Linked DNA regions of Homo sapiens: region 1 is linked to region 2. A link is an interaction called in ENCODE POLR2A ChIA-PET data of the cell type or tissue named here. Cell type or tissue: Panc1. All regions are shown on one strand. Each heading gives the region's core, and the rest is flanking DNA. Links, peaks and the distances in the headings are about the cores only.

Evidence for each region. ChIA-PET counts read pairs that join two places held together with the same protein. Peaks named below come from ENCODE experiments on the same cell type or tissue, not always from the same donor. Only the 100,000 strongest peaks of a DNase experiment are listed, where the experiment ranks them.
Region 1: POLR2A ChIA-PET joins it to region 2 with 9 read pairs; 4 of 35 experiments call an interaction of 5 or more read pairs at or near these places.

What each region holds. Positions count from the first base shown.
Region 1 is chr1:64,559,276-64,567,446 of GRCh38, reverse strand. All of the region lies in intron 2 of CACHD1 (cache domain containing 1), which reads right to left. It overlaps LOC124904195 (a long non-coding RNA gene), which reads right to left. Exons shown (of 2, transcript XR_007066150.1): 2 at 1-8,171. Among named protein-coding and RNA genes, the nearest start is that of MIR4794, 16 kb to the left of the region's middle. In Panc1, for the core only: no CTCF peak of the experiment used is centred there; no DNase peak of the experiment used is centred there; H3K27ac peaks cover 286 bases.
Region 2 is chr1:64,492,589-64,500,759 of GRCh38, reverse strand. The region is part of intron 1 of CACHD1 (cache domain containing 1); the gene reads right to left. Among named protein-coding and RNA genes, the nearest start is that of CACHD1, 27 kb to the right of the region's middle. RefSeq lists an enhancer at 6,217-6,862. In Panc1, for the core only: no CTCF peak of the experiment used is centred there; no DNase peak of the experiment used is centred there; H3K27ac peaks cover 1,036 bases.

The DNA.
Region 1 (8,171 bases), core at 2,084-7,083, 66 kb before region 2:
ATAAAATCTTTTCCAAAATGCAACACGATTTATATGTGTACTAATTCTTGCAACCGTCTGGCATTTGTTAGGATTCTAGGGACACATACATAATTTGAACAGAAATGAAGGTAATGCCACACTAGATGAGATCCACAGTCCATCAGGGCATCACCCTCAAGAGATTAGCAAGAAATATCAAATGCATGAACAAATGCTCCTGCAATTTAACAACGTCCTTGGGATAAGCTCTTTGTTTCTCTTCCTACAATGCCAAGTATAGAATAAGTACTCAACAAATGTGTGCTGAGTTCATCACCTGCCTACCACTTACTAGAGGTATGCTTAGAATCTCTCCCTCAAAGAGATCATAATCTAGTTTATCCACTCATTCCCCAGTATCTACAGAGCACTACAGTGTGAACTATTCTGTCATGGTCCCTATACTCAGGAGTTTAACTTCCACAAGAAACCTAATTTTGGCTTTTAGAGGAGGCAACACATACCATTTACTCTCTGCAATAAACATATACATACCCCTAATAATATTTAATTCTAAATATTATTAGAGCTAAAAGCTCTAACATATATGTGAATATATTATCTATTAGCTCTAATAATATTTATTTTTTTCTTGCCTCTTCCAAACTTTAAAGAGCATCCCAATTACAATATTGTTGCATGTTTTAAAAAGAAATTCAGATTCAGCTTTGCATAATTATTGCTGTAGTATAATTGTTTGTAAATCTTCCCTTTAAAAAAAAAAAAGTGATAGACCATTTAAAAAAAAGCCTCATTCCAAACAAATAAGATGAATTGCTGGGGGAAAACGAAAGACCATTAAAAAAAAAAAGCCTCATACTAACCTTCAATATACCAAACAAATAAGAGGAATTGCTAGGGGAAGGAGTGAGGAGGACAGAGTCTAGCCCCTTCCATTCTGTGGTAAGACAGGCAGTACTTCCCCCATACCTTGTGGGGGGGGGGGAATTGAAAACATACAGTGGAGCACTGAATCTAAATACACTTGAATTTCAAATCAGTTCTCTAACCCCCTACTTGGGTGACCCTGGAAAGGGAATTTCTTTGTGCATAATTTTTCTTGTCAGTAAATCTGGAAGAGTTGTTTTTGAGGATTATTAATTCATGCAGCAAATTTTTACTGAGCACCTGCCATATACTACATGGACAAAGTTTTAATAGTGCTGGGGGCACATCAAGACATGGAACAGACAAAAATCCACGCCCTCACGGAGCTTCTATTCTATTAGGGAAAGATACACAATGAAAAACATAAATACATACCTATGTCCTACATGATAAACTGTAAGGAGATAAAATAGAGAAGGGGGTAAAAACTAAAGAGAGATGCAATTAATAAAATTTATAAATGAGTGGTCAAGGAAGCCCTCCCTGAGAGGTATCATTTCAGCCAAGAATAAAAGGATGTAAGGGAACTAGCAAGGGAACCAGCCAAGTTATGTGAGAAAAGATTTAATCATAGTGCTTAATTAATCATACATTCAATACGTAATGCTGATTATTATCACGGCCAGTACAATATAAATAAAGAAAACACTAAACTTGGATTAAACATCTGGTCACTGCCACATTCATTTCTGAGGTCTTGAACAATTTATACTTATTACCTCTCTGAAATAGTTTACTCCTATGGAAAATAGGATAATAATACCTGCTCTTCTTATGTCATTAAGAGGATAAAATGAGAAAATATGTGTAGAAGCACAAAGAAAACTGATAAAGAAACATAAATATTAGAACAATTATGTCTCCTCTCAGGCTCTCTTTCAGAAATGACAGACCACCAGCCTCTTTTATTCACAGGGAATACAATGATTTGATAAGAGGCTCAGGAAGAGGGTTTCTAAGATGATAAAAATTAGCTTCTTTTCTGTAGAGTCAGACCAACAACAGTAAGAGCTAAGACGGACAGAGATTGATTTCCAATCAAGGAAACATAAACACTAAACCAGGTAAACCTGCCAGGGCTCTGGTTGGACAGAACAGCCCCCTGTTTACTCTGGTCCTTGCTTGATTCATTGTAAATTCTCCATCTGGGTGGCATCAATACCTCTCAACCTTTCTTTTGCCTTCCTACAGATTTAGTGCCTTCCATTCATTCATTCAATGAACATTTAGCAAGCACAATCAACACAGAGCCAAGTGTGGATCTGGGTAAGAGGGTGAACTAAACCAGGACCCAACCTGAACAAATTCCCTGGGTACAGATGAGGGAAAAATTGGGGACAAAGAAAGAACGGAATTCATCCACCCCACCTTCCAGATTCCTGCAGCCTGGACAAGTCTGAGCCTTTAAAATACTTCAGTAGGTAAATTGTAAACAAAATGAGAGCCCTCAGGCTACCACCATACTAGATTACACTTGGCAAGGCAACCCGAAACAAATCCAGATCCTGGAAATATGAATATTGAGGTGCCAGAGTATCTCCAGTCATTATTCAACAAATATGTATTAAATACCTGCCTAGTGCTCAACTCTTCTGTACCCGCTCTTGTCTAACCATTGTCCCTTTTCTTCCTGTGGCTCAGTACACAATTCAAGAACACACTCAAGCTTTCTTATAGTGGAAAGTGTTTGGGAGTAGAAATACAAAAGTAATACAAATGCAAAGCTAATATAATGTCCAGTCTCACACTTCTCAATTAGTTTTGCTTCTATTAAAAGCTTCTACTAGCTCCTTCCAGGGCCTTCTGTGAACATTTTCTCTTGAAAATTCCCCTTTTAAAGTTTACAGATTTACAGATTTTTCCTTCTAGGCCTTACCCAAGAGGATTAAATAACAAATTAAGAATAGCAATCTTCTCTGTAGCACACTGCAGGGGAGAGAAAATGGCATCCCACTACCCTTCCAGGTTCCTTGGCTGGGTTACAAATTAAACTGACATAAGACAGGAGAAAGACTTATGTAAATATTTAATTACATAAGTATGCACAGGAGTCTCACAAAATAGGAGCCTCAAAGAAGGGTCAGATGATTGATGCTGATACAGCATCCCAAGTTACAGAAAGGCATCAGGGCTTGGGGCTTCTGGGGAAGGGGGTGGCGACACAAGTTATGGGAGGGTGAGGGGAAGAAATGCACGGGGAATAAAGGTTGTCTTGTTATACAGATAAAAAGTCGGTAATAAAAGTTGTTTCTGAGCAGCCCTTAGAAGAGGTGATAGTCTGGGCATAGGGTCAACCTCTAGTCTCCCCTCCTGTGATCCAAGTTAATCTTCCCTGGTTGATAAAATTCCCAGGGAGGGGATTCATGACAATTGAGTTCCTTTCGGAGGATCCGTCTTTAGACAGATAAGAGGAGCTCAGAGAAAAGGCTCTGCATGCAAGTGGTGCTCAGAGAAAGCCTCTACTTGCACCTGCTGTTCCCCAAGTACCCTCAGTTCAAAGTAATATTTTGGGGTGACATTTCATGAATTCTTTTGGTATCCTTATATTGACATTATATCACCCTTTTGTAATCTGGAAGCAGAACACAAAATACTGAATGCCTACTACAGAGTAGGCAACCACCTAATCTTTTAAACAACTTTTATCTACATTTTATAGATAAAATTGATGTAGACACTGAAAGGCTAAATACCTGTTACAAATCAAACAGTAAATGACAGAGTCTTGCTTGGACCTTGAGTTTTCCATCTCAAAAGATGAGGCTCTTTGATTCTGTATCCCACACTACCCTTACTGAGGCTGTCCAAAAAAGACTAGAGAAAAGTTTCCTAACCCCTTTGGCCTTGTCTCCATGGTATCTGAGTATACCAGCTCCAAAATTCTAAAACATCACCTTAGTTAGGACTGATGATTCACATCGGGGCACATAAAGTGCTGTCTCTTTAAGGTTCACCCTCAATTCAAAATTTCTTTAAAGAAAGAGCTATTCTGTGTTTGTAGGCCACATGTAAGTTGTTCTGCTACCAGGCATCTTTATTCTCATATGAACAAAAGGATAGAATTTCATGCAAGGTCTACATCTGGAAGTATATCTTGCTTTCAGGTGAATTCTAGTTCATTGCTTTGACCTTTTCCAATTCTTCATGTCTAGAGCCTTGAGTGTATACTTGAGTAAAATAATTATTTGGAGTATTAATACCTGCTAAGTATCATTTTCTTATAAAACCAAACTGCTTCTCCTTTACAATGTCCCAGCAGATATTTGGAGAAATAAAACATCAAATTTTAAACCTTTCCTGTAAAATTCTCATTATCAAATAACAACTCAGAAAAATACTCCAAAAAACTGTCTGTCAGAATATATTTTAAATACTAGAGTACTGGGTGGGGGTGGGGCAGAAAAATTCTTAAATCCCTGAACTGTATGTGTGCAGGGCAAACTCTATCTAAAGATAAACTGAGCTGAGTTTTGAGCAGTTGTCTAAAAAATAGATTAGCAGTTTGATTCCAGTCAAGTTAATTGCCTGCTAAAACAAACAAACACTCCTCACAAGAATATAACAGAATCCAGATTTTTCCACAATACCAGGATACAACCAAAACTTTTTGATATATGAAGAAAAAAGCAGTGTGACCAATTCTCAAGAAAAAAGACAGTCAACAGAGATAAACCTCAAACCATTTTTAGATGTTAAAATGAGCAGACGAAATGTTAAAGCAGCTATTATAACTATGCTCAAGAATGCAAAGATAATACGCTTGAATAAAATGAGAAATTTCAGTACAGAAACAGAATTATTAAAAAGAAACAAATAGGGCCAGGCACAGTGGCTCACTCCTGTAATCCCAGCACTTTGGGAGGCCAAGGCAGGCAGATCACAAGGTCAGGAGATCGACACCATCTTGGTCAACATGGTGAAACCCCATCTCTACTAAAATACAAAAAAAAAAAAAAAAAAATTAGCCAGGTGTGGTGGCACATGCCTGTAATCCCAGCTACTTGGGAGGCTGAGGCAGGGAAATTGCTTGAACCTGGGAGGCGGAGGTTGCAGTGAGCTGAGATCATGCCACTGCACTCCAGCCTGGTGGCAGAGCAAGACTCTGTCTCAAAAAAAAAAAAAAAAAAAGGAAATTCTGCAGCATAAGAATAAACCATCTTTATCTTTATCCAAGAGAAAAAAAATTTAAAAAGAGAAGAAAAAGACACTGTCTCAGGGATTTGTAGTAAAATATCAAAAGATCTAGCATACCTGTAATCAGAGACCTACAAGGAGAGCAAATAATGAGACAGAAAATATATTTGAAAAAATCATGGTCCCAAAGTCCCCAAATTTGATGAAAGACACAAATTTACAGATTCCAAAAGCTCAACAAACACCAAGCAGAATCAATATTTAAACCATTATGTCTAGGGAGGCATAATCATAGTCAAATTGCTGAAAACGGAAGCAGAGAAAAATCTTGAGCGCAGCCAGAATAATTAAATGAATAAACAAAAAACATTGCATACAGGGTAACAAAAACTTTCACTGATTTATCATCAGAAACTACAGAGTCCAGCAGACAGTGGAACATTTTTAAAGTGTTCAAAAAACAAACTGTCAATTCAGAATTCTATCTAAAGCAAAAATATCTTTTAAGAAAAAAGGCAAAATAGAAACTTTTTTTTTTTTTTTTTGGAGACAGTGTCTTGCTCTGTTCCCCAGACTGGAGTGCAGCGGCATCATCACAGTTCACTGTAGCCTCAACCTCCTTGGCTCAACCAATCGTCCCACCTCAGCCTCCTGAATAGCTGGGACTACAGGCATGTGCCACCACTCCTAGCTAATTAAAAAGAAAAAAATTGTAGACAATGGGTGTCTCCCTATGTTGCCTGGGCTGGTCTTGAACTCCTGGGCTCAAGCGATCCTCCCATCTCAGCTTCTCAAAGTGCTGGGATTACGAGTGTGAGCTACTGCATGTAGCCAAGAAACATTTTCTGTATACAAGAAATAATAAAAAACTAAGAGGATTTGTCACTAGGGTATCTTCACTACAAGAAATATTAAAGGAACTTCAGATTCAATATCAGCTGTTATCTTTAGAAAGAAACAAAGAGCATAAGAAATATAGTAATTATGTGAGAATATACAATATTTTTTCTTTTAACTTCATTAAATATGGCAATTTAGAGCAAAAGCTATAACATTTTCTTGTGCAGTTTGTAATATACGCAGATGTAATAGATATGATAACTAGCATAAAGAATAGCGTTAGAGAAATGAACCTGTAAGTTGCAAGGGTTTTAGATTTTGTGTGAAGTTGATAGAATATTAACAGATAAAATTCAAAAGTGGGTTGGGAAGGAGGAGCTAATGAAAAAAAAAACAGAAAAAAAACCCAAAATATTAATTTATTAAACATTTCCCCTAAATATTCCTAATAATAAAATCAGAAATTTTCAGAATAGATTTAAAAAAAAACAAGTCTCATCTATATGCTATCTATAATTGAAAGTAAATGCTTCTGAAAAGGCACACCATGTAAACAGTAAGTATATAAAGGATGGAGTTGCTATATCAATATTGAGTAAAATAGACTTTAAGGAGAGAATAATATTACTGGAGAATAACATTTCATAATGTTCTAATTCACAACTCATCAGGAAGACATAATCTTAAATGTGTATATAAAGACATATCAGGCAAAAATGAACAGAATTAAATGGAAACAATACTATTTCACCATTACAGTTGAAGATTTTAACATCCCTTTCAACAAATGATAGAAAATAAAAATCAAACAAAATAAAAATCAGCCCATACACAAATGATGTGAACAACATTATCAACCACCTTAATACATAAAGAACACCTAAAAACTGCAGAACACATGTTCTTTACAAGTTCACTTGGTATATCCACCAAGACTGATCATATGTAGAGCCATAAAACCCAGGTCTCAATTAATTAAAAAGGATTGAAATCAAACAGTATGTTCTCTGACCATAATGGAATTAAATTAGAAATCAATAACAATAAGATATCTAAAGACCACAACGTTTTGAAAATTGAACAAAATACTTAAAAATCCATGGGTCAAAATTTAAAAATCACAAGAGAAATCAGAAAATATGTAAAACTGAATGATGATAGAAATACATCATGTCAAACTTTGAGGTATATAAAGTGTACTAAGAGAAACGTTTATAGCTTTAAATGCATCCATTTGAAAAAAAGGTAAAAAAATCAGTGATCTAATGTTCCAACCTAAAACACTAGAAAAAGAACAAAACCTAAAGTACAAGGAAGGAAATAATAAAGAACATAAATCTGTGTAATAGAAAACAAGAGAAAATTAAGGAAGCCAAATTCATTTTTTGAAAAAATAAGTCATCACTAATATTTTACCATTCATTCTATCTCTGATTTTGTCTGTCTAGCTAGAAGTTGATCCATTTTATTGATCTTTTCAAAGAACTAGCCAGCATTTGGTTTTATTGACTTGGCTCTATTGCTCTTCTTCTTGCTGATAGATATTAAAAAGATACAGATTATTACAAACACCTTTATGCCAACAAATTTGACAGCTTAGATGAAAATAGCAAATTTCTTTTTTAAAATATCAACTTACCAAAATTGACATACTAGGATACAGAAGATCTAAAAAACAAGGAAACAAAAACAAAAGGACAGCAGCAAAAACAAAATAAGAAACTCTATCTATATCTATTAAAGAAACTGGATGCTCAAAAACCTGCTCGCAGAGAAAATATCAGGTCCAGATGGTGCTCTCCTGAATTCTATCAAACACTGCAGGAAGAAATAACACCTTTCCTTCAGAAAGTAAAGGAGGAAGGAATACTTCCAAACTTGTTTTTTTGGTTTGTTTGTTTATTTTGTTTTTTTAATTTTAGGTTTGGGTGTACATGTGAAGGTTTGTTCATAGAGAAACACATGTCATGGGGGTTTGTTGTACATATTATTTTATCACCCAGGTATTAAGCTCAGTACCCAGTAGTCATCTTTTCTGCTCCTCTCCCTCCTCCTATCCTCTCCTGTCAAGTAAACCCCAGTGTCTGTTGTTTCCTTCTTTGTGTTCATGAGTTCTCATCATTTAGCTCCCACTTACTTATAAGTGAGAACATACAGTATTTGGTTTGCTGTTTCTGCATTAGTTTGCTAAGGGTAATAGCCTTCAGCTCCATCCATGTTCCTGCAAAAGACATGATCTTGTTTTATGGTTGCATAATATTCCATAGTGTACATATATACCACAATTT
Region 2 (8,171 bases), core at 1,675-6,674:
TCTCTCTCTCTCTCTCTCTCTCTCTTTTTTTTTTTTTTTTTTAAGAGACAAGGTCTTGCTACGTTGCCCAAGCTGGTCTGGGTCTTGCTGTGTTGCTCAAACTGGTCTCAAACTCTTGGCTTTAAGGGATCCTCCCGCCTCGACTTCTTCAAGTGCTGGGATTACAAACATGAGCCACTGAGCCCGGCCGCAGTAGGTTAATTCTTATAATTTGTGTATGAACTTAAATACTGGATTTTATGAAAGTTCTATTCTGGGTTTCATTTGTTTTGTTTGCATGCCCAATCAAGGATACTATTTAGAACATAGATATTTATTAGGCATGTGAGAAATGGGAAAGTTCTTCGAAGATTATAAAAAGGCATTCTTTTTTTGCAACACCAAAAACTTCATTCCCAACAGGCACATATGTTGAAGACACAAGGCCAAACACTACTGGCAAATGAAAAACATACCATTGTGAAACAGGTATGTGTATGCTGCCTACTGGAATTCTCAAGTGCTCTCCCATAGACTCCAGCTCCCTTGCAGGTAGGTGGAGTCATGTGACCAGTCATGGCCAATGGGCTGATCAGAAGTAACCTGTGTCATTACCCAGCCAAAGCCTACATGAATGAGGGTGAGCTCTCCATGCCTCTCTTGCCCTCTTGAGGCAAATCTTAACGTCACAGTTTGAGATGGTAACATCTCAAGATAGAAGAAGGCCACATCAATCCTTAGAAGACATATTAAACCAGAAAGATGTGTAGAATCACTGAAATAATAAGGATTCATTTGTTACCACAGCCTATCCTCAGCCAGGTGTTCTTAGCTTCTTCTGTGTTACACAGCTCAGGGACAGGGCAGTGAAGTATGAGAATCTCCCAGAATCATATGTTTAAATGCATAAAACACACAAGATTGTAAAGAACACCCACTATAATTTTTTAAAGCTGTAACATAGTAATATGTGCTTCTTTATTATTAATCAACAACATCTCTAATGATGGGTCTAACAACTACTGTAATTTCAAAGTACTGAAGATTATGCCATTTCAAGTTATCTGTAGAAATCTACAATTATATATGAAATATTTGTTTCTGTGATAAAGTTCTCCATGGGCTGCTAATACTGTTAGGCTCTGTTGTCTGCAATGTAATGGAAAGAAATGATAGATTTTAGTTAGAGGTTTGTGTTGTAATTTTTTTCCTCATCAAGTTCACGGACTCCTTGAATTCTGCGGAGCCCAGAATAAGAAGCTCTGAGTTTCACCATCTCCTAATACAATCATACTCTTAACTTCTCAGGCAAAAGTTCTACTGAGCTCCCTAGGGTTGCATGTTTTGCAAAGTGTGTGGCAGACTCCTTTCTGGCCTGTCTTCTGCCATTGAGTTTCAGTCACTGATTTTGTGTACTGGCAAACAGTTTTGAACATGAATGCAGTGAACTAAGGAAGCGTATTGTTCCAGTTGCTAGAATCCAATTTTATGGAGGCTTAGGTGCCTTTAACGCAATGGTGAAGAAAACTGATAAGAATCAGCCCATAAGGGGCTGGTCAAGTCCTCTAACATGATAAACATCATCCAGTCTGGGAAAAACAACCAACAGTTGTACAAAATGCTGCTGGTAAAACACCGTGTCCAGAGGCTTGTCATGACTTCAAGAAACATCAAGACACCTGGAGATTGCTGATACGAGATGCTGGAGCCGCTGTATCAGAATGCTGTCCAGTTCGCAGCTGGTCAGCACTACTTCAAGAATGTATACTACCCCAAACTAACTGGGAAATCAGTTCTATTTAATAAATCTAGGAAGACTGGCTACAGCAAGGCTGAAATAATTAATACTGTTTTAGATGGTTCTCCATTCTGCAAGTTGCAAAGAGAGAAATGACCAATGTACTTTAAGCACACGATTATTGCACTTTCTTTCTGGTCATTTTCCCAGGGGAAACCACCAAGTCAGCCCAGCAAGGTAGTCAACACCTTACTCAAGAATAGGAGACAGAGTAGACAACTGAGTTGTAGATGTCAGTCCTGATAGAGAGACAAGAGATCAGAATATCAAGAAGTATTTGAAATTAAGACTCTGCATGCAAGACTTGAAAACCAAGAAGCTGGGGCTTGAGACTCAATCTTTTTTCACATTTCAAATACTGAGAGATGCTGTAGTGTGGTAGAAGTGCCACTGGATCAAAAGTCATGAAACTGAGCTTTTCATCTAGGCCCCATCACGAGTTATTTCAGCAAACATGGGCAAGAAGCCACATTGCGCTGAGCTTCAGATTCCTTCTATAAGGAAGGCGCCTCCCTGCACAAAAGTAAAGATGCAGTAAACTTTAAAAATCTCAGAAATATGATGATACAAGGAATATAATCAAATACAGTTTTAAACTAAATGTTTTAGAAAACACAGTATTTCAGTTTCGAATAGTGAAAAAATAAAGAGAATAAGTAGTTCTAATATGCTGGAGCACGCACTGTATTTGGTACTGTACATGAGTGATTTTACAAGTTGCATGAGTTAGCATCTATATGCTGTTGTGAGTCCCCTATGCCTTCTCTCTGGTAGCTCTCTCCGAGCTTTGGTGAACCTCTTGTTTAATTGTCTGTTAGCTCCATGAGGATATGCCACACTCTTTTGTTTTGTTTTAGGAACAGAGTCTTGCTCTGTCACCCAGACTGGAGTACAGTGGCACGATCTCAGCTCACTGCAACCTCCGCCTCCTGGGTTCAAGCAATTCTCCTGACTCAACCTCCTGAGTAGCTGGGATTACAGGCACGCACCACCACGCCCAGCTAATTTTTGGTATTTTCAGTAGAGACAGGGTTTCACCATGTTGGCCAGGCTGGTCTTGAACTCCTGACCTCAGGTGTTCTGCCCACCTTGGCCTCCCAAAGTGCTGGGATTACAGGCATGAGCCACCACACCCAGCGTGCCACAGTTTTGTTTAAGGGTATATTGCCCCACTGTTGGAAGACTCTGGAAAGGTTTTCTGGAGAAAGGAGGAATGCCCAAATGCCTGTCAAAGGGCTTGGGATCTAGTCTGTGCTCACTCTTGGCCCCTGATAAACTCCCTCTGCCCCTTTTTGATATGCTGATGTGTCCTGTTGTTATTTTGATTATATTCCCGCCAGAGGCTGACTCATTTACCAGGAGAACAAGCCAGGGTTTAATGCCTGCTGATTCCTGGCTCTCTCTGGGGTATTTTTTTTCCTGAACTATATGACTCCAAATAGCTGCAGTTCTCATAACCATCACATTAATTTCAACAGGCCTTGAAATCTCCTAATTCTTTCTGGTTAAGGGGCTCTTCCATCTTTCCCTACTTTCCTTGCCAACCATTGCTGGCTATAATTAATTGAAAGTGAAATTTCAAAACTAGGAAGGACTGTCTTTATTTCCCCCAGCCCACAAGCACAATAAGCAGATGCAAGGCCTGTGTCCTTTTCTTTATCTACCCTAAAGCCTCCCAAGGCACGATGGAAGCACAGAGTAGGGACTGAAAAAATGTTAGCCGAGTGACTGGATAATCAAAGGATGACCACTGCAAATCAAAGCCCTGTAGCATCCTTGGCAGAAAGAAAAAAGCTCTGCCTTCATTTTAGTGTTGGAGGCACTATAAAATTACAGACTATGTCTCTTTCTCACTCTTTTTTTACTGCAAAGCTAATAATCAGTAGCCAATGGGCTAATTCCTCGGCATTTTTTTGAAGAAAAAGTAAACATGATTTTTTTTTTTTAAGGACCAAATTCCCACCCTGCTTTGAAACATAAATCTGAAGACCCCTCGGGTTAAAAATGACAGCTAGACTCCTTTAATCTTGAAAATGTTCTCTCCATGGAAACCTTAAGGACAGGAAACCACTTAGGCAAAGCTTTCTTTTTTCTTTTTCTTTCTTTTTTTTTTTTTTTTGAGACAACTTCTAAGGAAAATCTAGGTTTTGAGGAAATTGGGCTTCCATGCACGAGTGTCCTGTAGGAAGGCAGTCCATGTCATGTGACTTCATTGACCCATAAATTGACCCATAAATAAAGCTTTCCGAGGTTGGCTCAGCTGGAAGAGACTTTGACTCACTTCACCTCTCTAACAGATTCTTATTCTCAATTCCCAGTGCACCGTCTCCACTATTAAGTTTCATGTTAGGTAGAACACACTCTAGTTTCACCCAAAGGCTGTGAAGTTTGTAAGCTATAAGTTTCAAGTAGGATAAGAACCTCAAGTGGGATGCCATTGGCTACAAGACTGGAAAAATTTGAGTCAGCAAATAATCCTAGAAAATTAGACTGGGAAGGTTGTTTACTAGATTATAGGAGGAAACTAGCACAGAGAAGCTAAGTTATTAGCTCAAGCCTTCATCATATATATGGCCAGATGTAGAATAATTTTTCCTACCTCAAAGATGACTAGATTTTTCTTGACACTCCAGCACATCTCCTCTTAAATATTCTAGGTTGGCTGAACTTAAATACTACAACTATTACTACTACTAATAATAAGCTAAAAAGCAATCAAAATATTTTCAGTAAGACTGAGGTGGGGCAATTTTGCACAATTTGACATCCTTTATAGAACCTTGAGCCTACTACCAGAAGTGAAATACACCACAAATTTCAAAGGATAGGCCTGAATGTAGTTCAAATAAGCACTAAACATACATCAAGTCACTTTCACTACCACTCATGTTCTAGGATGCATTGTCTGGGACATGGGCCAGGTTGGCAAACAAATCATTATAAAATGCAAAGGTATTAAGTGCCCTCTTGCCTTTGGCAGCACATTCAAAGCTAATCAAATATATTATAATAAAACGAAAATATAGCTACCAAGGTCCCAGCCAACAAAGGAGAAAAGTCCATACATGTTCTTTTTTCTTTTAATGGATTAGATATTCCAACTTTTGTTGTATTTCTTTGTGAAAGACACGCCTGGGAAGAAATGGGAAAAGCAGGAGACACAGCCATAACTTGAAGAAAAAGAAGAAAAAAAAGTAGGCTTAGATGAAGAAATTTGAGGACTTTGGTGCTAGGGCTCTTTGAAAACTCATTACAGCAACTCAGGTTCAAAAAGGGTCAAAAAAAAAAAAAGTAATTCTCTTAGCTTGGAGTCAAATAAAAAGCACTGTATTGCTCTCTTTCTGCCCATGTTTATCTATCATTTCATCTCTCTCCCTATCAAGAACTGAGGGCAAAGTTTATCTGCCAACTTCAATCCAGGCAGACAGACCAAGTACATTGGGGACATACCCTTTTGTGTGGTCATTCACACTTGGAAGATAAGGGAGAACTTAGTTTTTCAAGTACATAAGAAGAGATGGTAGCCATTTATTTCAACAGAGAAGGTCAAAAAGAAATAAATTAAGATTATATAGGAGAGCTTTTCCTAATACATGAGAAAAGAATTCCAGAATATAGCATAGACACTGTATACTGTAATAAACTTACCTAAGGCTGGAATTTAGCATTCTATCCTCAGGTTTTCTTTCCTTTTCTCTTTTTCTTCCTCTAATAATGATGACAATAATACTTTGCATTTTCATTCATTTCCAGTTTTCAAATTAATTCTATATATATTCATACATTCCATTCTCCCTAAGCAGGGGAGGGGAGGTTGGTTTCCAATACATGCTTACTTGGAACAGAGGAATGATCTAAACAAATGTGTTTTCAACCACTGGATCTGTAAAGTATTTCCTGTTGACCGAACTGTAACTAATACCAGTTCCTCTCATAACCCATGCCCATATTCTCCAGAGCCCCCCACACAAAGAGACCACTACACAAAGAAACAAGATTTATGCCAACAGCAAATATTATGGGGCTCACTAAATGCTGAATCAATTAATGTAATAATCCTAAGTGCTCAAGCAGAAGCTGACATGGGTTTCAACCCCACATCTACCACTTCGTGGCTTTCACATCTTAGATAAGTCATTTCTCTTTCTGAAACTAGTAGCTATCTGCATTAGAAATAGAACTCTAACCCTTAGCATAATGCCTGGCACATAAAAAACACTAAAAAAAGTGAGCACTATTTTAAGTTCTACTTACCAATAAAACGTGGTTCTTAGGAGATTTTCCCCCCTTTCCTAGCAATTTAAGCAACCATATCCTGTCAATTTAAGCAATAAAGAATTCCACTAGCCTTGTGGTTTCACTGGTAGGTAACAGGTAGCAAATAAAAGCAGCTACTACATGGTTAAATTCTAGATTGGAGCTTCCAAATCAGACTAAAGAAAGAGAAATGTAAATTCTTTGTCGTTAGAACCATCCCAAAGCTTTGGGATGTTGTTGGGGAGCTCGAGAATTGCTATCCTATATAAATAAATCTCGTCCGTGACAACTGCTGGAGATATGTCACTAACACAGCTTGATTTGTCCACATTTACCAATGCAGAGATTTCTTTCAAATTAAGAGAAAACAGGGGAGGGAAGATAGTTAGAAAAGATGAGAAAATTTCATGTGTCTTACCAGGCAAGGCCAGAGCCACAGTCCCACTTTACAAGCCCCTACCTGGTCTAAAAGAAAAGTTATCTAAAGCATTAACTAAGAGGATAAGAAGCCACCATTGTTGTGGGCTTAAAGTGATCCACTTTCACTAGGGCTCAGAGAAGTGGGGCCCTCATTGCAAATGCAAAGTCCCCAGCTGGGGGTAAGAAGAGAAAATGTTAAGATGCTCAGCTCTGAAGTGCCAATACCCTGGTCTCCACATTCCAACGCTGGCCGCCTCCTCCCTCCCTTGTCCCACCGCTCCCTCCCATTATTCTGGAGCAGGTCCTTCCCAGCTCTGCCATTCGGTGACAGAGAGACTTGGGAAGCGCCCCAGGAACTGCTGAGATGGAGAAATACACAAAGGCTCCCTTCCACAAAGCATTCTTTCACAGAGGCAGCCGTGTCTATTAAATAGGTCCCCTTAATGTGCATACACTTCTATAAGGAGATTATGAGAACCACGAGCTCGCTAAATCAGCCCCACAAAATGTGTGTAAATCCACTGCAGGGAGGAGAAAAGGTGTGTGTGGCAGGGAGGAGGGAGGATTTAAAATTAGTGGCAGGGGGCCTCCACTCTTCTTGGTAATTCCCTGGGGAAAAGAAGGTATAGACAAAACTGTCCAATGAGGCTGCCACAACCCCTGGGTTGAGCCGTTTGGTATCTGCACAATTCCTTTCCTCCACTTGCATTGTTATATTGTCCAGCTATGGGCCATAACTCTTGCAAAAATATTCCTTCCTCTAAGTTGTAAGAAGAGAGGCATAATAGTTCCCTATGTGGTAATATGCACTTTCCACAGTCTCCCAAATCTTTAGAAATAGGAAGCACAAAATGTAACAAGTAATTTTCCAATAAAATGTGTGATGCATTTTCTCAAAATAGGTAAGTGAAGTGCTCGACTATATATTTATTAAGCCCCTCATGGGTCATCACACTGGCTTCATGAAGGATTCAGCTTTTCACCTCATTATTTCTTCATGATCACCTCCTCCTGGAGAAGAATTAAAGTTACACAAAAAGCAAGTTTACCCATAGTAATAAGTGGAATGTCCTTTTATTTACCTAGCTATACATAAGATAAAATAAAAAATCTTTCACTCAAAAAGCATTTCCAAACATTTATAAGATATGCAAATGATTTCCCAGTTCACAAACGGATTTTAGAGACATTTCGTTTGATGTGACAACAGCTCTGTGACACAGATATTAACAACTCCCGTGTTACAAAGTCCAGAGAGATTAAGTGGAGCCCCAAGTCTTTCCTTCCAAATTCATTCATTCATTCCTTCAGCACTTACTGAGGGCCTAGTTTTGGCCTGGGCACTATTGAAGGTAGGGATTCAGGGAAAGCAGATGTAGTCTCTACTGCTAAGTATCTCACAAGGGCAACCCAAGCTTAGGTGTAAGAAAACAGGCATCTTTCTAGAGAAGGCTATGTCAGAGCTGAATTTTCAAGGATAAATTTCCTGTTCTTTTCACATCAACATGTCCTCCATGAATCACCAGTATTAAACTAGGCTAAGAAAAAATGAACCTGATAATCACCTTTGTGCCAGAAGACAAAAATAACTGGACAGGAAGCCCAGGCAGTCCCAGTGGCGGTGCTGTCTTTTACACTGACGTTAACTCTAACGATCAGCGGAGTAACCGCACAGCGCTGCTGGGCACCTGGAGCTTATTGTTTCCGTGTGGCATAT